2 separate regions of the Homo sapiens genome follow, and region 1 is linked to region 2. A link is an interaction called in ENCODE POLR2A ChIA-PET data of the cell type or tissue named here. Cell type or tissue: B cell. All regions are shown on one strand. Each heading gives the region's core, and the rest is flanking DNA. Links, peaks and the distances in the headings are about the cores only.

Region 1 (11,565 bases), core at 1,927-9,926, 130 kb before region 2:
AGCTAGCTGGGCTGAGGCTGTTCCCTGGCCCGTGTGTGGTCTTGGATGGTGGTGGAGCCAGTAGGGATAAGGGTTGGTAAGGGATGGTGGAGGCAGGACCCCATCATCCTTTCCTTATAATTTTTTACAGTGGAGAGACAGTAGCTTCCTACCATTAAGTACCTTGTCAGTACTTAGGTTTAGGTCAATATTCTTTTGCATATTAATAAAGACCACCCCCTCTCCGCTCCGTTCTCCTTTTGTTAGAGTCTTATTCAAGACCAGATGGTAAATTGTATCAAATGTCTTCCCAGCATCTATTAAATGTTTCAACGATGCTTGCTATTTTCCCAGTTGATGTAAAGAATTATGCTTGGAATGGATGAGTCTCCACTTGGCCAGGCCTGGTCAGGTGCCCATCCTCAGCGGCAGTCCACCCAAATCACAGAGAATGGGGAGGAGCAGCTCCCCAGAGGAAAATCAGGGTGCACTTACCAGGTGAGGGGCATTGCAACGTTGGGTAGAAAGAAACTCCAGATGTGTAGGAAAACTTAGCCTTTTAGCCCAAGCTCTCTTGGTTCCCACCCTGCACTCAAGGAGCAGGGAGGAGCATTTATTTCTGTGATTCTCCTGGCATGAGGACAGATGCTGGGTTTCTGCAGCCCTCTGCCTCCAACACAGGGTGTTGTACTGGTACACAGTACTGGGTTTATAGTGTGTAACAGGGGCACAGTGTTACTTAACCGACTGGGTGAGTAAACAAATAGAGTGCAAGGGGACCAGCCCGGAACCCAGGAGCCCCAGCTCCTCCTGAGCCCTGCCCCCAAAATCTTGTGATTTGGAAGCAAGTTCCTCTCTGCTTCTTGAGGCTGCTAGATGGTTTGGGAGGCAGGAGGGCTTTGTGATCAAGGACTCAGTGTCTGAACGGGTCAGAGGTCAACTCCCAGATTTCCAGCTTGCCGGCTCTATGACCTGGGATGGGCCTCTGTACTTCCTGGTGCCTCACCTGCGAAATTGGGATGCGATACTGTTCCCCTGAGAGGGTTCTCATGATGCTAATGAAAGAAGGAGGGTGAAGCACTTAGCACAGCCCTTGTGCATCCTAAGCCCTTTACCGAGAGGAGTTATTAGGGTGCACTCTGTGTCTTTGGGGATATTTAGAAGAGGAAGTTCTGCGCTGGTTATAGATTATTTGGGGCTCTTGTGGGGATAGGGATAAGTATCCAAGTCCATAAGTCACTGGGATTGTGCGCTTGCTGCTGCCACCACGTGGTCCCAGGATGATGAGGATGATGATGATGATGAAGGAGAAACATACCTGCACCTGCGGCTGCAGATACAGGGGTAAATTGAAAAGGTGGTATTGCATAGTAGAAAATAGTGCAAGTTGGGCTGGGTGTGGTGGCTCACGTCTGTAATCCCAGCACTTTGGGAGGCTGAGGTGGGCGGATCACTTGAGGCTAGGAGTTGGAGACCATCCTGGCCAACATGGTGAAACCCTGTCTCTACTAAAAATACAGAAATTGGCCAGGCATGGTGGTGCGCACCTGTAGTCCCAGCACTGCACCGAGGGGGCTGAAGGGGGCGGGGGCATGGTGTCACACCCTTGGAGGGGCTGGGACTGCTGTGGGCTGAGTCTGCCTGGGAAGGGGTGATGGCACAGCCCTTCTGTTTCCACTGTTGCTGCTGGGAATATTCCCACTGCCACCACCTAACCACCTTTCTGCCAGCCTCAGAGGGCATGTGCCAGCTCCAAGACCAGGGCCCTGGTTGAAGACCAGCTCCTGCCACTCCCTGCTGGGTGAGGTCCACCAGCCGCCCAATCTGGATTCCCCTCTCAGGGTCTCATCATCAGAATCTCCAGGGGAGGCCCTGGAAAATGCAGCTTCCAGGGTCCCACCCTGGTGAACAGGCTCTGCAGATCTGTGTTGAGATGACAGGATGAGAATCCCTCCCATCTTTCCACCCTGGATGGCACACGGTTTAATGGAGGATGCGTAGGCCCTGGATCAGAATGCCAGGCTCAAACCTCACTTTCCAGGCCGGGCGCGGTGGCTCACGCCTGTAATCCCAGCGCTTTGGGAGGCCGAGGCGGGTGGATTCCAAGGTCAACAGATCGAGACCATCCTGGCTAACATGGTGAAACCCCGTCTCTACTAAAAATACAAAAAAATTAGCCAGGCGTGATGGCGGGCGCCTGTAGTCCCAGCTACTCTGGAGGCTGAGGCAGGAGAATAGCGTGAACCTGGGAGGCAGAGGTTGCAGTGAGCCAAGATCGCACCACTTCACTCCAGCCTGGGCGACAGAGTGCGATTCCATCTCAAAAACAAACAAACAAACAAACAAACAAAACAACCTCGCTTTCCTCTCTTCTAGCCCAGAGATCCCAGCTAAGTCCCTGACTCTCTGGAGCTTTGGTTTTCTGGTTTATTAAGTGAGGCCAGTAACTTCCCTCCAAGGGCTCGCATGAGGATAAACCAGGGGAAGGGTGTGTAGGTGCCACACGCCTGAGTCCTTTCTGATACCCAGGACTCTGTTACACTGGTCCTCCACCCCAGGCCTCTGAGCTACTTTCTTTTGGGAAAGAGGTTTAAATTATAAATAAGGGCCTCAATCATGGATGAGGCCTCTTGCCTCCTGCCGTGCTTGCTGGAAAAGAACTTTGCCTCTGCAAAGAGCGTCTACAAAATGAGTAGACTCAAGACCTCCCCTGTGGCCCTTGGCCCTGCCATACGGGCCCTGAGGAATTTGCTGAGCTGCCTGGGGGTGCCTCCCATGAGGACAGCTACTCAGACTGCAGGGCGTCCTTCCGAGGAGAAGGTGCAGTTGCAGCAGAGAGGAAGCGAGGGCTAGAAAGCCTGAGACATAGACAGCCCCTCTGGCCATCGTCCTTGCCTCAGTCGGGGCTCTGGGAGGGCCGCAGCCAGGCTGGGTAGGACCGAGCATCTCATGAGGGGCCGTGTGAGGTTCACTTGTTCTGTTTGGGGATGCTGAGTTCAATCACCTGGGGAGCAGCTTGGTCCTGGGAGGACCCACCAGAATTTCTCCTCCCCAAGTGAGTGCATCAGTGCTGGCAGCTGAACCCACGAGCTGCAGGCAGGGGTGTGGAGCAAGTGAACCTAGACAGTTCATCCTCTAGGGGTGACTGCGCACACCACCACCCTCCTCTCACACAGATGCCGGTTTTGCCATGGAAATGGCCCATTTAATGTCCTGTGCAAGGGAGAAAAGCTCTAGATCCCCAGAGCAGGGGTCCCACCCGTGTCCAGCAAACAGAGGGAGGAAAGGGTATTCTGATCCAGCAGTTGGTCAAGCAATGTGGAAATGGAGCCCGCTCCCCCTTCACTTTAGTCCAGGAAAGCCTCCGGGTAAAAATGCTGACTCCAGCCTAACCTGTCTCAAACTTACGGATTTCAGAAACCTTTCTACATGTAACACATTGACACTCTCTAAGAAATGCCATCCTGGTGATCTTGGGTGAAGGACTCAACCTCTCTGGGTCCCACTTGCTTCATCAGTGAAACTGGAACCTTAATCCCCATCCTGCCCTGTCCCATCACAGGGACCACGGATAGGAAGGGGCGGGGCCACCTTAATCTCTGCTGCCCACAGAGCCTGGGAGCTCCTCTTGTCCCCAGCCCCTGGCTAGACCTGGCCCAGGAAATGTACGTGAACACCAGTGAGTCCCAGGGAGCAGGCAGACACCAGGCGCAGATAGGTTTCAGGTCCTCTGCCAGGGCTACAGGCTGCACCTCCCCTGGGATCCAAGTGGGGTTTCCGTGGTGGAGAGATTGACCAGTGGGCAGTGAGGTGAGGAGCAGTACCTGCCCCATTTCACAGGCAAAAAAACTGAGGCTCAGAGAGGTCGGGGTCTGCCAGGGCCTCATGGTACGTTTGAAATTCCATTATGGGATTCCCAGAACAAGTCGCCCTTCTCACTTGCCATCTTGTGTTGTACTGACAGCAACAGTGGAATTTCTGCCTGGAGCCACTGTATTTTGCTTTGTTTCTGTAGCTAAACCTCAATTTACTGAAAGGCCATGAGGTGTCCTGGTTAACTCATTTTCTGGGGAATGGAGGGAGGACTGGCGGGAGCTTTTCAGTTTGAGTCTAGTTGAAGTGTCAGAGCTGGGGAGCTCGGCATGTTTCGGATGGGGCGGGATAGATGGGTTAGAGGAGGCAGGGTCCAGGGACCACAGCTCAGAGTGGCCCAACTCCTGCAGGCCAGCACCCCCCTTTGATGAGCAGACATTCCCATGTAACCTTAAATAATGGGTCTAAAGCCAACCAAAGCCCACAGCGAGCAGCGCCTTTCAAACTATGCTGAGAGCCAGAGATGTCAACAGAGGGCCTCACACGGAGGGCACGGAGGGAGCTGTCCTTCCATAGGCCCCCCGAGAAGAGAGTGTCTTCCCTCTTCCCCCGCCCCCATATTTAGCCTCCCCCTGCCCTCCAGCCACTGAGAACAGCTGGTGGTTCCTCAGACCCTTCGAGCACCTCTACGGCCTGGCCTTGGCTACCCTCTCCCTCCTCCCTCCCTTTTGCTCACACCAACGCCCCGCTTCTTGAATTCCCATTCCCCACACCTGCTGTGTCAGTTCTTCCACCTGCAGTCCAGCATAACCCCCTCCTCCTCCAAGGCCCTTCCACATCTCCCAAGCCCTCTGGGCTGTCTGTCTCCTCTGGGCCCCAAAACTGCAAGGATTTGGGGTAACACCTTCGAGGGGGTTACATTGTGATGGATTCTGTCTTATCTTCCCCTACAGTGCTATCAGCAGTTTTTCAAAAGAGTCATAAGAGTTTCATTGAGTTTTTTTCCCCGAAGTTTAAAAATGATCCAGTTCATATTTTAAATTCAGCCAGTTAAAAATTGCTGGAAGAAGAGGTGCAACGACTGGCTGTCCCAGCTCATGAGGTTCACGGGTGTCCGCAGCTTCCTGACCAGCGTCCAGGCATGCTCTGCCTATGAAAGCCTCATTTATCCCGAGCCTGCTCTGTGTCAGCTGCCAGGCTGTCTTGATATGCCATCCCCTCTCAGTCCTAACACATGATGAGGCAATGATGTTGCTCAGGGAGGTTGAGTCATCCACCACTGGTCACACAGCTGGGAAATGGAGGAGGTGGGATTCCAGCTCAGCAATGTCTGCCTCCAGAGGCTGGGAGCCACGCTACCCTGCCTCTGGGCGTGTGGCAGTATTAACAGTCACCTACACACTTTTATGCTATTCCCGAGGCTATTTTTATTTCACTCAAAAATAACTCCAGGACATCTGTTCCTTCCCTGGGAGCTTCCTGGGAGCCTCTCTGTCTCCCCACAGGCCAGTCAGTCTGGCTGAAGAGCTGTGGAAACATTTGCAAAAGGAACGGACAGATGGGCGGATGCCTGCAGAGGCCAGTCCACTTCAGAGACCACCCAGGCTTCTGTCACTTTCGCTCCTATTCAGACCCCAAACAAAGCCCTTGTGGGTGGCCGGAGGGATTCTGTCAGCCCAGACTCAGGCTGTGAATGAGGGGCCACCTGATGACACTCAGATGGATGGAGGTGTTGGCGGTCCCATAAAGGAAGATGTCTCCAGCTGTGGCGGCTGGGACAGCGCTTCCCAGGAGGCGGTGGCCTGGGTACCATGTCACTGGGCCATGGTGCTGGCCAGCCCTCTGGATGTCTAGCCACCCTGGCCAGAGGCACTCCAAAGCCGCACAGGCCCTCTCCACCTCCCCTCCCATCACCACCTTTTATCCCAGTGGGTCCCTGAGGCGGGGTCCTTCATTGGGCAGGGGCCCTCCAGCTGTGAGAACCAGGAAGCAATGCAAAATAACTTACATGCTGAGGCAAGTGTATTCTTCCTTATAACACAAGGGTCCAAGGTAGGGCAGCTCCAGGGCTGGTTCCTCAGGGGCTCAGAGGCACCAGCTAGGACCCAATCCCCTTCCATTGAGCTTCCCAGCGTTGACCCAAGAGGGCATCCCTTCTCCAGCAGGGGAAGCAGGGAGGGGACAGCTTCCTGTTCATGGGCCCCACCCTCCAGAGACAGCCTCTCCCAGAGCCCCCTGCAGATGTCTTCTCATGGCTTATTGGCCAGAGATGTAGAACATGCCTTTGCCTGAACCAATCACTGGCAAGGGGGAAGAGCCCCCCGGAACTGGCTTGGTCCAGTCAGAACTCATGCTCCAGGTTGAGTGGCCCCAGGCACCTGGTCAGACAGGAGGTGGGCACCTCAGGCCCAGGGGGCGCTCTACGTGGACAAAGAGGAGGGGAGGGGCAGGATAGTGGTGACTGACGAATCTGCCTCCGTTCTTGTCATTATTTCTTGACTTTATAGAAGAGGGGAAGTAAAAGGCTCGGAAGAGAGGTTGAGTAATTCCCCAGGGCCACACCCACTCCAAGGTCCCCAAGCCATTTACTTGTTCCGTGGTGAAGCTCCAGTAAATGGAGGCATTTTTCTCCCAGTCCTCTGACCCCGTCTGCTTCTCCACTCTGGTTTTCTTCTCTTCCTCCCCCCAATCCCCATGCCCACCCCAAACATGCCTGAAAGCATTACGATCATAGAGACTTCAGAGCTGGAAGAGACATTCAATATTAATGTTATCCAGTGCTGTCATTGTCCAGATGGGGAAACTGAGGCCGAGAGAGGGGAAGGAGCTCAGCGAGACCACTCAGTAAAGCAGTCTGTGGTGGAGCTGGGACTGGATGGAGGGCCCAGGAAGCACAGCATCCCTGAGATTCTCAGAGGGTCTCAGGGACCACCCTACTTTCTCACCTCAGCCCCCCTGCGGACGGTCTCCGCAGCCTCCCAGCTGGCTGGTGGCCCCTCTGCCTGTCCCTTCCCGGGGGAAGGCTCACCCTCAGGCCCCCTTTATGCATCTTTGCACCTGGCACATCCATGGCACTCTGCAGCCTCTGATGTCCTTGACTCATAGTCTGATCTGATCGTCACAGCGGTCCTGTGAGCTGGTCGGAAGTGCATTATAGATACAGAAACTGAGGCCCAGAGAGGCAACAGGGCTTGCCCGAGGTCACGCAGTGGTACCTTATCGAAGCCCAGGCAGAGCCCGCTCTCTCGGCATGCGACCTGTGCAGTCACTCAGGGATTAGTGCTCTGGGGTTGCCTTCTTGAAATTCGTGGTAATGTTCCCCTTTGCCCTGGGCGCCACTAATTGCGGAGCTGGTCCTGGGCCCGGGGCTCCTGACTCCTCCAGGATGCTTTCCACAACCACATACCCCCTCTACCAGTGGCCTACCCAGGGTAAGTCTGACTGATTCCGTGGGACAGCCCTTCACATGGAGGGGAGCGGGCTTAGGGAGTGGGAGCAAGACAGTGGGATGTTTTGGCCTGGGCTCAGGGTGCAGGAACTGGAAGGACCCACTTTGGAAATGCCTCCCTCATCCCTTGTCTCAGGCCGGTGTTGCTGAAGTTCTTGCCTGGCTCCCTTCCCATCCTGGCCTCAGAATTAATGGAGAGGGCCAGTGGCGGCCTGTGCCCTTTGTCCCACCGGCCGGCCTGGGGGTGGCGGCTCCAGAATACAGGGTCCTATTGTGTGCCCTGATGTCAGGCAGCTGGACTGCTGGGAGTGAGGATAAACAAGCAGCTGGAGCATCTCGCCTGAAGCCCCAGGAGAGGGCCAGAGCCCCTGCAGCAGCAGGAGAAGGGGCCAGTCTGAAGAGGGACAGAGCTAGGGGCAGTTGGATTCCAACCCTGCCTGCTGTGCGGTGAGGCCAGCACAGCAACAGGGTCCACTGCTGTAAGAGGGGAATGACTGGCGGTTTGGCTACTTCACAGGGCTGCTGGGAGTGATGCACTTGAGTGCTTCGAAGGCTGCCTGACACCAGCCAGCTCTGCCGCTGTCAGCACTTGCCCCTGTGCTTCCTATCGCCCATATTCAGGATAAAGCACATACAGGCCCTTTGCCTGGCTCGTAAGCCCTTCTCTTTCAGGCCTGTTCCCTCTCTCTTTGGCCCCATCTCTTGATGACGCCCCCTCCCCATATTCCTTCCATCCACCCCAGACCCCCTGCGTTTGCCAGCATTGCCCCCTCTCCCTCTCCTGTTCCCTCTTGCTGCCCTTCACGTCCTTCCCCACTGTCCCCCTCACCTGGCCAGCTCCTAGCAGGAAACCCTGCAACTGGTCCTGGGATTTACGATGCCTCCGGTACCCCAGTGTCCTCACAGGTGTCTCCTGACTGTAAGGCCTCCAGAGTGGCCACCCCTGAGCAAGGATCTGGCCCCAGCACCTGCCTCACCTCCTCCAGAGGGTCCCTTCCCCAGAAGCACTGCCAGGGAAATCTAGGCTCCACGTGGGTTCAAAAGGCACTTCCCGGCCTGCTGCAGGGAGTCTCCAGGTGCCCAGACCTGCCACTGTCTTTGTAGGCCCCTCTCACCCCACAGGCACTGTCCTTTCCCCTCTTTTCCCATCTGTCTTCTATTGTGGCTGCTAAAACAGCATAAAAATGCTGGGGAGTTTCAACTTCACCCTACTCCAAGCCAAGCCCTGAAACCCCTTTTGTGGATATAGACGATGTCAGGTGCCCAGCCAAGCCCAGGTTAGTGCCTGGGGTAGCAGGAATTGCCACTCCGATGCCCATGGGGGCCAGGAAGGAATGCAGCCTAGGTGGGGCTGCGGTGGGGAACTACTTGAGATTTGGGGGTTCCCATAGACAGCTGGGGAGCAGAATACATTCCCTTTCTAAAGAGTGTGCTTGAATTCAGCTGTCGCTCATTGTTGCTGTGGGGGAATATGGGACCTGTATTGCCAGATCTGATTTTTCAAGAAAAGCCAGGGGCTGGGCATGGGGGCTATGCCTGTAATCCCAACACTTTGGGAAGTCAAGGCAGGAGGATCACTTGAGGCCAGGAGTTCAAGACCAACCTGGGCAACATAATGAGACCCCATCTCTACAAAAAATTAGCCAGGTGTAGTGGTGTATGCCTGTACTCCCAGCTACTTGGGAGGCTGAGTTGGGAGGATCCCTTCAACCTGGGAGGTCGAGGCTGCTGTGAGCTATGATCATGCCACTGCACTCCAGCCTGGGTGACAGTGAGACCCTGTCTATAACAAAAATAAAAATAGGCTAGGCGTAGTGGCTCATGCCTGTAATCCCAGCACTTTGGGAGGACAAGGCGGGCGGATCACCTGAGGTCAGGAGTTCGAGACCAGCCTGGCCAACATGGTGAAACCTCGTCTCTACTAAAAATACAAAAATTAGCTGGGTGTGGTGGCAGGCACCTGTAATCCCAGCTACTCAGGAGGCTGAGGCAGCAAAATCGCTTGAACCCGGGAGGCGGAGGTTGCAGTGAGCCGAGATCGCACCATTGCATTCCAGCCTGGGAGACAAGAGTGAGACTTCGTCTCAAAAAAATAAAATAAAATAAATAAAAATAAAAATTTAAAGTCAGATATCCAACTTTGTATGTGCAGTTCCCTTGATTTTTTTTTTTTTTTTTTGAGACAGGGTCTCACTGTGTCACTCAGGCTGGAGTGCAGTGGCACAATCACAGTTCACTGCAGCCTTGACTTCCCGGGCTCAGGTGATTCTCCCGCCTCAGCCTCCGAAGTAGCTGGGACTACAGGCGTGCACCACCACACCTGGCTAATTTTGTTCATTTTTTGCAGAGACAGGGTTTTGCCATGTTGCCCAGGCTGGTCTGGAACTCCTGAGCTCAAGCGATCCTCCTGCCTTGACCCACTCCCAAAGTGCTGGGGTTACAGCTGTGAGCTACCGTGCCCAGCCAGTTCCCTTGATTTTTAAAGAAAAATTTTAAAAAATTGTTTTTACTTTACATACAGTAAAATTCGCTTTTTGGGGGTGGGGGAAGAAGTGTCACTATTTACATAGACTCCTGTGACTCCCACTGCCATCAGGGACAGAACGGCTCATCCCCCAAATTCTCTCCGGCTGCTCCTTTGTCTTCAGTCCCTCCTCCTCGCTCTTGGCACCCACTGATCTGGCTTTGTCACTATGGTTTTGCCTTTTGCACGTAAATGGAATCATACAGTTTGTAACCTTTGGGAGTGGTTTCTTTCCCGTAGCATAATCATTTGTTCTTTTTGGTTAGGGAACACTTGCTTATCCATTCACTTGTTGAGAGACACTGGGGATGTTTCTAGGTTTGGGTGATTATGTGTAATGCTGCTGTGGACATTTTTGTGCAGTTTTGTGTGGGTGTGTGTGAATGTAAGTTTTCATTTCTCTAAGATAAGGAAGGATAAGGAAGTTCCCTTATATTTCTACTTTGTTGAGAGTTTTTTTGTTTTTTTTTTTTGGTATCATGAATGGATGTTAAATTTTGCCACTTGATTTCTCTGCATCTTTTGATAGGTTTTTCTTCTTTGGTCATGTTTAGATTACATCCATTAGTTTTCAAATGTTGGGCCAGCTTTGCTGAATAAACCCCATTCGGCTGCTTGTCTTGTTATATTTTTCATATATATCTCCTGGATTCGATTTGCTAATATTTTGCAGAGGCTCATTGCATCTGTGTTCATGAGGGATATTGGTTTGTAGTTTTCTTTTTTCTTTTTTTTTTTTTTTGAGACTGAGTCTCACTCTGTCGCCCAGGCTAGAGTGCAGTGGGGCGATCTCGGCTCATTGCAAGCTCCGCCTCCCGGGTTCACGCCATTCTCCTGCCTCAGCCTCCCGAGTAGCTGGGACTACAGGCGCCCACCACCATGCCCGGCTAATTTTTTGTATTTTTAGTAGAGACGGGGTTTCACTGTGTTAGCCAGGATGGTCTCGATCTCCTGATCTCATGATCCGCCCACCTCAGCCTCCCAAAGTGCTGGGATTACAGGCATGAGCCACTGCGCCCAGCAGGTTTGTAGTTTTCTTATATTGCTTTTGTTTGGTTTGGGTAACAGGGTATTATTGCTGGCCCCATAAAACGAGTTGGGAAGTGGCTCTTCTATTCTCTGGAAGAGGTAGTGTAGAATTTATGTATATTTTCCTTAAATACTTAGTGAAATTATCTGGTCCTGAGGTTTTCCTTTTTGGAAGGATATAAATTGGGAAATTAATTTCTTTAATCACTCAAGGACTGTTCAGATTATCTATTTCTTCTTGCATGAGTTTTGGTAGTTTGTGTTTTTCAAAGAATTGGTCCATTAGCTCATCTAAGTTGTAGAAATTATGTGTGTAGAAGTGTTTCTAGTGTTCCCTTATTAGCCTTTTAAAGGATGTAAGACTGTAATGATATCTCTGTTTTCTTTTTTTTCGAGACAAGGTCACACTCTGTCACCCAGGCTAGAGTGCAGTGGTGTAATCAAGGCTCACTGCAGCCTTGACCTCCCTGGCTCAAGCGATCCTCCCACCTCACCCAACCCCGGTAGCTGGGACCAGAGGCATGTGCCACCATGCTTGGCTAATTTTTTTAATCTTTTGTAGAGATGGGGTCTTGCTATGTTGCCCAGGCTGATCTTGAATGCCTGGTCTCAAGCGATCCTCCCACCTTGGCCTCCCAAAGTGCTGGGATGACAGGTGTGAGCCACTGTGCTCAGCCTCATTTTTTATATTGGTGATTTGTATTCTCTCTCTCTTTCTCTCTGTCATTCTGGTTAGAGATGCATCAGTTTTGTTAATCTTTTCAAAAAAAAA
Region 2 (11,565 bases), core at 1,076-9,075:
CCCCAGCAGGGATATCATGGGACCGCAGCCGCTCCGTGCACTGTCTCTGCCCCCAGAGGAAGCCCTGTCCATGGTTCCTGGTGCACGGCCACAGGCCTGCCTTGAGGCCACCACATCTGGTGTCTAGAACAGCTGCGGGCCCCACTTGGGCAGAAGGAAGAGGTGCTAGCTGCTGCCCCTGCCTGCTGTGAACACCTGCCCAGCCCTTCCTTGTCTGCTGAGGTGCTCAGACCAGAGTGCCATTAAATACCAACTGATGTCACGGAGCGGACGGTGCATTGCCAAGGACTCACAGCTGTGGGCTCCCTTCCAGCTCCTCCCACTTTCTTGGCTGGGTCTTCTGAGGCCTACGTGGAATGAACTACACATGTGGCCTCATGCCCAAGGGTTTGTTAGATGGCCTCTGACTCTGTGGGATTCAACTTGACTTTTTTGCCCCAGGAGGCTCTGTCTGGAAACAGGCTTAGCTTTAGTGCTGGGGTGGGACCTGCCCTGTGGGCCCCAGGGAGGGGACAGTGGGGGTGAGGCCCTGAGGCTGTCCAGGGTCTGAGCTCTTTGCCTCCAACCTGCTTCTGCCCCAAAAGGAACAGGCTGTTGGTGGCAGGCTCCTCCCGGGGAGCTGTACTGTACAGACCAAGGTGTAAATAAACAGTTTGCTCTTCTCGCCTGACTGAACCATGAGTTTCTGTGGTTGGGGGAGGGTGGGCAGAAGAGGCCTGGTTCCAGGGCTCACAGGGACAGATGGTCTCCCTTAAAAAGAGCAACCCCCCTGCCCCCCACCAAGTTTGTGGTTCCCAGGGTGGCTGGTGCTGTCCCCCAGGGGCAGGGTGGAGTGGGGCGGTGTCACTCTTCAGTCCCTAGGGGAGAAGACGTGGATCCCAGAAGCCTCTTTAATGCCACCATTCCAGCCACAGGGCTATGATGTTTGGAAACTTTGTCCTTTGTGTGGCTATGTTCTTTCCCACTGAGGTCTTCCTAGGGGTCCAGTGGGGTCCCAGTGCCATGCTCCCTCCATGTCCGCCGCTGTGGCTCCCCAGGGTGACGGCCCAATGCCTCCATTCAGGACTGGCTTCAGACCTGCCAGTGCTTGTCTCTGCCACACCATCAAGTACCAAGGTGGTCCCCAGTTGAGTCAACCAGACCCCTGGATTTCTGCCTTCTGTCTGCTCCTTCCTCTATTACAGGATTCCAGGCATGGAAGTGGCTTCACAGGTGGCCCCGGCCCTCCACCTCCCAGTGCAGGCCCTGGTGCCATGAGTCCTCCAGGGAGGGCAGACAGTTCCTCACTCACTGGACTTAGCCTCCTGGCTCAGGAGACGTCACCTCCAAATCCTGGGAGTGCTGTGTCCTCTTGGATCTTTATTGCCTCTTTCCTCTTTTTTTTTTTTTTTTTTAAAGATGGAGTCTTGCTCTACTGCCCAGGCTGGAGTGCAGTCGCACAATCTCGGTTCACTGCAACCTCCCCCTCCTGGGTTCAAGCAATTCTCCTGTCTCAGCCTCCCAAGTAGCTGGGATTACAGGCACCCAACACCACACCTGGCTATTTTTTGTATTTTTAGTAGAGACGGGGTTTCACCATGTTGGCCAGGCTGGTCTTGAACTCTTGAGCTCAAGTGATCCACCCACCTTGGACTCCCAAAGTGCTGGGATTATAGGCGTGAGCCACCGCACCTGGCCAGTTCCCTCCTTCCTCCTAATATTCCTTCTTTCCTTCCCAACTTAGGCTGCCAGATTTGGCTAGTAAGAATACAGGATGCCCAGTAAAACTTGAGTTTCAGATAAGTAGTCCAACGAGCCTCATCTTTACTTGATTACAAATAGGGTCTTTACATTGCGAAGACCCTGTTTCCAAAGTAAGCTTGCATAGGTATCAGGGCTTAGGACTTCAACATATCTTTTGGGAGGACACAATTCAACTCATAACACCTATTGAAGGAGGTCCTTGGAATTGCCTCAGTTTACCATCCTGGAGAGAGGTGGGAGCGAGCACTGCTGTGTGTACAGGCTGTACCCTCTCCTCTGCACAGGTGTGTTCCCCATTCACCCATTTTGCAGAACATTTCCTTACAGTCCTATTAAAAATGATGTCATCCCTGTGCCCCCTTGAGGCCACAGCACCTGCTAAAGGTGTTTCATTGTTGGATTCCATTGACTCACCAGGCCCTCAGTTAGAGGGCCCTTTAGGGTCATCGGCTGGGCCCAGGCCAAAGCAGATGAATGGGTGGATAATATCTGAGCACAGAAATCACTCAACCCGCCAGCATCATCTACCGAGCACCACTGTGTGTGCCAGGCACTGGGAATTGGTACAGGCAAGGCCTCTGCCCCGTGAAGTCCCCACGCTCCTGGGGGAGGGGAGAGACATAATTCATTTCCAGGGTGATGAGCACTACCAAGAGGAAGATATGGGGGGCTTCAGGAGCTGGGGGCAAGTGGATTGAGCCCACTCAGGCATCAGGTATGGCTTCTCTCAAGGAAGGAGCCTTTCAACAGAGCTCTGTAGGATCTAAGGGAACTCAGACTGTAGGATCTAAGGGAACTGCCATGGGGAGGAGACTTGGAGAAACAGCCCTTTCAGGGTACTAGAGAGGGGGATAGTGGAGGGCTGCAGCCTAGCCAGGTGGTGTAGAGTCTAGGGGGCCAAGGGTGGATCTATCACATTCACTCACTAAGCAGATGCTTTACCAGCACCTAACAGATGCGGGGTGCAGGGGAGGTGCTGGGCTCGTGGCACAGGGAGCCTCTAGAATGTACAAGAGAGGTTCTTAAAACCATCCCACCCCAGCAATTCTGATTCCATTGGTGGGGAGTGGGGCTTGGACACTGGGATGTTTTTTAAAGCTCCCAGGTGATTCCAAGGTGTAGCCAATGGTGAGAATCATGGGGTATAAAAAGGGCACTTAGACTCACCTGAGGAGGCTTCAACTGAGACTTGGAGGAGGAGAGGCTGGCCAGGTAAGGGAGATGGGAGGGCAGGGCGGAAGCAGGAGAGGGAACAGCAGGTGTGGAGGCCTTGCCATGGGGAGGAACTACGAACCAGCTAGCTCAATGGTAAGCGGGACTGTGGGGACTACGCCAAAGCATTTTAAGCTGGGGGTGGCCTGGTCAGGTCAGTTTCAGAGTTGGGTGGTGAGAGGTGAGGGCAGCCTGGACTGGGGTGTGTCTTAGCTGGGACTGACCTGACAGAACACAACAGGCTGGGAGGCTTACACAGACACTTATTTTCTCGCAGTTCTTGGGGCTGGAGGTCCAATCTTGAGGTGCCAGTGGGGCTGAGTTCTGGTGAGGCCTCTCTCCTTGGCCTGCAGACAGCTGCCTTCTCACTGTGTGCTCACAAAGAGCTCATTCTCTACTGTCTCTTTGTTGTCTTAGAAGGACACCAGACCTGTTGGATTAGGGCTTCACCCATATGACCTCATTTAACCTTATTTACCTCCTCAAAAGCCTCATCTCCAAATACAGTCACACTGGGGTTAGGGTGGTGGGTGGTTGCTCGGGTGAGGGAGTCGGACTTCTCACAGCCTTGCTGGGAGGGTCTACGTCAGCTAGGCCATTTCTCCAGAAAATGATCAAGCTACTCCCCAGGGCGGAAAGCCCCTCATTCTTAGAACCAGGCTTCAGGCCCAGGTCCCTTGGGAGCAGCAGGCGGCAGCACCACTAACCACTGGGTCCAGAGACCCATCAGGTCAGCAGCCGGGGTGCTCTGAGAGGGTGGGACCAGTTCCTCTCTTTTGGTTAGTCCAGCTGGTTGTCCACTCTCTCGAGCCCTGGGGAAGAGGATTTGGCCTAATTCCTCCCTCTACCACCCTCCCCTCCCAAATCCCTGAGGCTAACCCAGTGCTTGGCCCACAGAAGGCACCAATGAGGTGGTTATTAGATTGCTTGCACTTGTTTAGGGCTTACTCTAGACCAGGCAGTGTTCCAAGTGCTTTGCATGTCCTGGGTTATCTGTCCCTCACAACTCCCTATGAGGTGGGTAGTATTACAGATGAGGAAACTGAGCCACCACAGGTGAACTCACTGGCCACATGTCACCTGGGATTCAAGCCCAGGCAGCAGGGATTCACCTGGGATTCAAGCTCGGATGGGGCGGGGTCACTGCAGGCTGGGAAGGCAGACAGAACAGTCAGGACACATGCTGAGCCCTGGAGCCTGGGTCCCCTCTCCAGGAACGAGGGGTTGTGACATGAGCACAACTGGAGCAGAGCCAGGAGGTAGGGCCTGCAGCTCTGCTCACAGCCATGCGGGGCAGAAGAGAGGACCAAGAAGGGTGGCAGCTCCACTGTGGCTCAGCCTGGCTGGCTGGACTGTGCCTTAAAGTGGGCTGAGGGGGTCAACCCTGCACCAAGTCCACTGGGAGCGGTTGGGGGCTCCAGGGCCCAGGACCTCTGTAGCCAGCTTGAAGCCAGACCTCCCTGGAACTAACGAGGTGACTGGGATTAGGGCTGCAGGAAGTTCCCCTCACTCTCCTGCCACCCCTGGTTCAGGTCTGGCTCTCACTTCAAACTCCAAGCTCTGACTTTGGTATCAGGCTTTGTCTTAGGCTCCATACTGGTGTGGCCTTTGGGTTTAAAAAGGAGCTAGAGTTTCTGAAAGGCCCAAACCCAGGGTGCAGAGGTGCTGAATTATGAGCCTACTTCCTACAGCCTGCTTGACAGCACCAAGCCCACGGGAGCTTGTGGACTCTCGGCCCTTGCTTTCTAGCCCAGCTGGCCCCTCCAGGGAGAAATACCTTTTCCAGCTCTGCCACCACTTGGCCATGGTTTCAGGGTTGGCTTTCCCAGCTTACCCAGGTCAGCAGGCAGCCCCTGACCAAAAGGTGGACTTTGCCAAGCTCTGGCAGAGCCTGGGCCAGACCCTCAGACCTTGGTTCTGCAGTTGGGGGGCTATGAGCGTGGGCTCTGAAGGCCATCAGGGCTGGAAGGAACGTGGGAGAGTATCTGCTCCAAATACTCCCACTAGTGAGCCCTCAAGATGAGACCATTTTTTGAGGTGGGGCAGAGACAAAGGAGACCCACTTTGTATCTCTTTACATCTTTGTAAAGATTGAACCCAGCCCCAGGACTGAGTTCAATTTGTGTCTACTCTCAAAGTCACAGAGCCAGTGAATGACAGGTGTGATACAGTCTCCAAAGACAAGTACCATGGATTTATTCCCTCCCTGGGTGCAGGCCACTATTCCACTGAGAGGTGAAGTTTATTCTTCACCTCTTTGAATCTGGGCTAATTCTGTGACTGCTTTGATGAATAGATGCAAAAATGCATCACTTGAGGCAGAAGTGACATTCTGGGACTTTTTTTTTTTAGACGAAGTTTTGCTCTTCTTGTCCAGGATGGAGTGCAATGGCGTGATCTCGGCTCACTGGGTTCAGGCAATTCTCCTGCCTCAGCCTCCTGAGTAGCTGGGATTACAGGCATCCACCACCATGCCCGGCTAATTTTTTGTGTTTTTAATAGAGACAGAGTTTCTCCATGTTGGCCAGGCTAGTCTCAAACTTCTGACCTCAGGTGATCCACCTGCCTCAGCCTCCCAAAGTGCTGGGATTACAGGTGAGAGCCACTGCGCCCGGCCCATTCTGGGACTTCTGAGCTCTAACCTTAAGAAGATCAGCAGCTTCTGCGTCCTTCCTCTTAAAATGCACCTTCTTGGAAAACCCAGCTGTGAGGAATCTCAAACAGCCACGTGGAGAACTGAGGCCCCAGCCAAGACTAGCAGGAGAGTGAGGCCATCCCAAATCCCCAGCAACCACCAGATGAAGCAGAACTGCCTGGTCAACCCACAGAGCCATGGAAAACAATAAAGTTGTTATTTTAAGATCTAAATGTTGGGGTAGTTGATTAGACACAGCAGTAGGTACCTGAAACACCAGGGCCTCCAGTTTCCTCTCCACCAGGCTTCCTCTCAGAAGATCCCCCATCCCAGAAGGAATCCAGCCTGGTTGACAGAGCCCAGACCCTGTCTCTAAATAAATGAATAAAGCCAGGCGTGGTGGCTCATGCCTGTAATCCCAGCACTTTGGGAGGCTGAGGCGGGCGGATCACGAGGTCAGGAGATTGAGACCAGCCTGGCCAACATGGTGAAACTCCATCTCTATGAAAAATACAAAAATTAGCTGGGTATGGTGGTGGGCACCTGTAGTCCCAGCTTTTCGGGAGGCTGAGGCAGGAGAATCGCTCGAACCTGGGAGGCGGAGGTTGCAGTGAGCCAAGATCGTGCCACTGCACTCCAGCCTGGCGACAGAGTGAGAATCAGTCTCAAAAAATAAATAAGAAATAAATGAATAAATAAGTGGCCACATATTCTCCAAAAAGTCTCAAGTTGCATTGACTTTCCCTCCTATTAACAGCACCTTAATTTAGACCTTTTCTGGTGGCTGTGAAATTTGATCAAAGGGAAAAGTGTCAGGTGTTACTGTACCAAAGGCAGAAGGGTCAAGCTGGCATTTCATTCCGCTGTTCACTTTAGCAGTGGATAATGAATCTTGCTCAATGTATAATTAACACAGGGCTGTAGCTAATGGCTAACTCTCCCATTTTGTAGATGAGGAAACAGACTAAATGGAGGCTGAAGGGACACTGTACATGGCCTCTGCCAAAGTTACCCTGCATCACTAACTTTTGCCTACTCCATACAAATAACCAGCAGCCCACAAACCTAGAATGGAAAGGTGTGTAAGCTGTATATGGCCTCCTGTATCAATGAACTATTGCTTCTATGTAACAAACCACCCTCAAATCCTAAGGCATACAATGATTTATTACCTTCCTGATTCTGTGGTAGGCTGGCAGTTCCTCTGCTGGGTGTGCCTGGGCTCGATCTTGCAGCTGCATCCAGCTGAGGCATCAGCTGAGCTGGAAGGTCCCAGATGGCTACCTGACATGTCTGGCAGACGGTGCTGGCTGTTAGCTGGAATGACCCTCGGGGCCTCTCAACCTTCAGTAGCTAGACTGCCTTTCTTCCACAGCATTCTCAGGGCAATTTCCTAAGACAGTGGAGGCAGAAGCTGCCTCTCTTGGGGCCTTAAGCTTCAGAACTTACATAACATCACTTTTGCCACATTGTTTTAGTCAAAGCAAGCCCCATGGCCAGCCTGTACCAAAAAGTGGGAGAAGAGACTCCACCTCTAGGTGGGAAAAGCTGCAAAGAATTTGTGACTGCATTTAAGCTATCCCACTTATTTATGAGACGGAGTCTGGCTCTGTTGCCCAGGCTGCAGTGCAATGGTGTGATCTCAGCTCACTGCAACCTTCACCTCCCAGGTTCAAGCGATTCTCCTGCCTCAGCCTCCAGAGCAGCTGGAATTACAGGAACCCACAACCACGCCCAGCTAATTTTTTGTATTTTTACTAGAGATGGGGTTTCACCATGTTGGCCAGGCTGGTCTTGAACCCCTGACCTCAGGTGATACACCCGCCTGGGCCTCCCAAAGTGCTGGGATTACAGATGTGAGCACCGCACCAGGCAACCACCTATTTAAAACTGCAACCCGGGCCGGGCACGGTGGCTCATGCCTATAATCCCAGCACTTTGGGAGGCCGAGGCGGGCGGATCATGAGGTCAGGAGATCGAGACCATCCTGGCTAACACGGTGAAACCCCGTCTCTACTAAAACTACAAAAAATTAGCTGGGCGCGGTGGCGGGGGCCTGTAGTCCCAGCTACTCAGGAGGCTGAGGCAAGAGAACGGCGTGAACCCGGGAGGTGGAGCTTGCAGTGAGCTGAGATAGCGCCACTGCACTCCAGCCTGGGCGATAGAGCGAGACTCTGTCTCAAAAAAAGAAAAAAAGAAAAAAAAACAACAACAAAAAAACTGCAACCTGGCCAGGCGCGGTGGCTCACGCCTGTAATCCTAGCACTTTGGGAGGCCAAGGTGGGCAGATCATGAGGTCAGGAGATCGAGACCATCCTGGCCAACATGGTGAAACCCCGTCTCTACTAAAAAAAAAAAAAATACAAAAATTACCTGGGTGTGGTGGTGCGCGCCTGTAATCCCAGCTACTTGGGAGGCTGAGGCAGGAGAATCGCTTGAACCCAGGAGGTGGAGGTTGTAGTGAATTGAGATAGCGGCACTCTGCTCCAGCCTGGCGACAGAGCAAGACTCCATTTCAAAAAAAAAGCTGCAACTCTCCCCCTCCTGAAGAACATCCTAGCCTCCTTCCCTGCTGTATTTTTCTCCCTAGTACTTCTCACCAACTGATAGACTGTATGTTTTGCTTATTTAAGAATGGAAGCCCCATAAGGGCAGAGATCTGTGCTGCTTAGTTCACCGCTATAGCCCTAGCATTGAGAACAGTATTTGGCACACAGTAGATGCTCAATGATTTGCTGAAGGAATAAATGACTAGGTGCTCTTATGACCACGCTGTATGAAGGTGAGTAAGGCTTGATTCCTGCCCACTTGGAGCTCTGTGTTCCAGAACCAGCTCCTAGGCCTACCCAGCTGAGAAGTGGACCTGGGTGAACCCACAGTGACCCCACCAAAGGGCAACTACAATGTGGCCCAGGGTTGATAATGATTCATAGCAGGGGGTCAGAGAGGAAAGAATTCAAAAATTATTTTTCTTGTTATTTATTTATTTATTTTTTAAATGGAGTCTTGCTCTGTTGCCCAGGCTGGAGTGCAGTGGCACAATCTCGGCTCATTGCAACCTCTGCCTCCTGGGTTGAAGCAATTCTCCTGCCTCAGCCTCCCAAGTGGCTGGGACTACAGGTGCACACCACCACACCTGGCTAATTTTTGTAGTTTTAGTAGAGACAGGGTTTCACCATGTTGGTCAGGCTGGTCTTGAACTCCTGACCTTATGCGTGTCAGTCACAGAGACCAGCCCCGTTTTTGTAAAAGAGACTTTTTTTTTTGAGATGGAGTCTCACTCTGTTGTCCAGGCCAGGGTGCAATGGCATGATCTCGGCTCACTGCAACCTCTGCCTCCCAGGTTCAAGCAATTCTCCTGTCTCAGCCTCCTGAGTAGCTGGGATTACAGGTGCATGCCACCACACCCAGCTAATTTTTTGTATTGTAGTAGAGATGGAGTTTCACCATGTTGCCTAGGCTGGTCTCGAACTCCTGAACTTGGGTGACCCACCCGCCTTGGCCTCCCAAAGTGCCAGGATTACAGGCATGAGCCACTGCAACCGGCCTTGTAAAACAGACTTCTAAAGAGCAGTTTTAGGTTCACAGCAAAACTAAGCAGAAAGCAGAGTTCCCTATATACCCATGGCCGCCGTATCTCCCTAGTCTCCCCTGCCATCAACATCCTCCACTAGAGTGGTACATCTGTTACAACTGATGACCCTGCATTGACACATCATCATCCAAAGTACATAGTTTACACCAGGGTTCACTCTTGGTGTTGAACGTTCTATGGGATTTTTTTTTCTTTATTTTTCCCAGCCCAGAACCCCTCTATGGGTTTTGACAAATATATAATGATATGTATCCACCATTATATCATGCAGAATAGTTTTGCTGCCCTAAAAACTCTCTGTGCCCTATCTACTCATCCTTCCCACCCCTCAACCCCTGGCAACCATTGATATTTTTACTGTTTCCACAGTTTTGCCTTTTTTAGAATGTCATATAATACAGTATGTAGCCTTTTCAGTTTAGCTTGTCTCAGTCCGTTTTGTGCTGCTAAGACAGAATACCATAGACTAGGTAATTTATAATGCACAGAAATTTATTGGCTCGTGGGACTGAAGGCTGGGAAGCCCAAGATCGAGGAGCTGGCATTTGGTGAGGACCTTCTTGCTTCATCAACCCAGAGGCCGGGCAAAGAGAGGGTGGGAAGGCAAACTTCTTTTATAAGAAAACTACTTGCTCTATAATGAACCCACTCCTTTGAGAATGGCATTAATGCATTTATGAGGGTAGTGGCCCCATGACCCAAACACTTCCCACTAGGTCCCATCTCCAAGACCACCACATTGGGGATCAAGTTTCTAACACATGAACTTTAGGGGACACATTCAAACCATAGCAGTAGTATGCATTTTCACTTAGTAATATACATTGAAGATTCTTCTGTGTTTTTTTCATGACTTGGTAGTTCATTTCTTCCTTTTCACAGACTTAATTTTTCAGAGCAGTTTTAGATTCACGCAAAACTGAGCACAAAGTACAGAGAGCTCCCACATACTCTCTGCCCTCCCAACTGCACAGCTTCCCCTGAACAAGAGTTGTGCACTTGTTATAACTGATGAAAAGGTCCACTTTATTTTTTCTTGTGCTGTGTTGTCCAGGCTAGGGTACAGTAGCACAATCATAGCTCACTGCAACCTTGAACTCCTGAGCTCAAGTGATCCTCCTGCCTCAGCCTACCAAGTAACTAGGACTATAGGTGCTATCATGCCTGCCTTGTTTTAGTTTACTTTTTGTAGAGATGAGGTCTCACAATATCGCCCAGACTAGTTTCTAACTATTGGCCTCAAGTGATCCTCCCACCTTGGCCTCCCAAGGGAAGCCTGGGATTACAGGCATGAGCAACCATACCCAGCCTTTTGCCCATTTTTAAGTGAGTTGTTTGTTGTTGTCGAGTGGTAGGAGTCTAAATTTTATTTTGGATAGCAATTCCTTATTAGATATCTGATTTGCAATATTTTCTCCCATTCCACAGATTGCCTTTCATTCTGTTGTTTCCTTTGCTGTGCAGTTTTTATAAAGTCTGACTTGGTCCTATTTGTCTATTCTTGCTTTTGGGGTCATATCTAAAAAAATCATTGCCACATCTAATGTTGTAGACCTTTCCCCCTGTTTTCTTTCAGGATTTTTATAGTTACAGGTCTTATGTTTATGTCCTGAATCCATTTTGAGGTAATTTTTGTATATGGTGCTAGGTTAGGGTCCAACTTCATTCTTTTGCATGTGGATATGCGGTTTTTCCAGCATCATTAGTTGAGTCCAGAGATCCGCCTGCTTCGGCCTCCCAAAGTGCTGGAATTACAGGCGTGAGCCACCGCGCCTGGCCGAGTCCAGAGAGTTTTTAAAAGCATAGAGAGGAGGCCAGACACGGTGGCTCATGCCTGTAATCCCAGCACTTTAGGAGGCTGAGGCGGGTGGATCACCTGAGGTAAGGAGTTTGAGATCAGCCTGGTCAACATGATGAAACCCTATCTCTACTAAAAATACAAAAAATTAGCCGGGAGTGGTGGCAGGTGCCTGTAATCCCAGCTACTTGGGAGGCTGAGGCAGGAGAATTGCTTGGATCCGGGAGGTGGAGGTTGGAGTGAGCCGAGATCGTGCCATTGCACTCCAGCCTGGGCAGAGCAAGACTCTGTCTCCAGAAAAAAAAATCTGCACACAAATAAGGCTTAATTTGGCAGTGGTGGTGGCAGGGTGGCTGTCCCCAGCGAGCATGAGCCCTGCCCTGAGATAAGGGCTTCTCTTCCCCCACCCATGCAGACTCACCTCTCTCCTGGAACAGATGCTGTGGCCACAGGCCAAACAAGAACAGGGGGACCTAATTCCCCCCTTTATTTAATTTAAAGAAAATAAAAGATTTACCAAAAAAGTATACAGTATCCTAATAGGCACTCGTGTTCCCACCTCTGCCTCTTCCATAGACTAGA

Evidence for each region. Peaks named below come from ENCODE experiments on the same cell type or tissue, not always from the same donor. Only the 100,000 strongest peaks of a DNase experiment are listed, where the experiment ranks them.
Region 1: POLR2A ChIA-PET joins it to region 2 with 11 read pairs; 2 of 35 experiments call an interaction of 5 or more read pairs at or near these places.

Annotation. Positions count from the first base shown.
Region 1 is chr17:31,409,063-31,420,627 of GRCh38, forward strand. The region is part of intron 1 of RAB11FIP4 (RAB11 family interacting protein 4); the gene reads left to right. LOC124903977 (a long non-coding RNA gene) reads right to left here and starts at 6,038. Exons shown (of 2, transcript XR_007065706.1): 1 at 5,801-6,038; 2 at 5,195-5,319. RefSeq lists enhancers at 2,391-3,356, 5,287-6,250, 6,726-7,566, 7,567-8,406. In B cell, for the core only: no CTCF peak of the experiment used is centred there; a DNase peak (open chromatin) is centred at 6,209; H3K4me3 peaks cover 301 bases.
Region 2 is chr17:31,537,548-31,549,112 of GRCh38, forward strand. It overlaps RAB11FIP4 (RAB11 family interacting protein 4), which reads left to right. Exons shown (of 15, transcript NM_032932.6): 15 at 1-664. Among named protein-coding and RNA genes, the nearest start is that of TRT-CGT4-1, 6.7 kb to the right of the region's middle. RefSeq lists enhancers at 843-912, 4,104-4,153. In B cell, for the core only: no CTCF peak of the experiment used is centred there; no DNase peak of the experiment used is centred there; H3K4me3 peaks cover 197 bases; H3K27ac peaks cover 33 bases.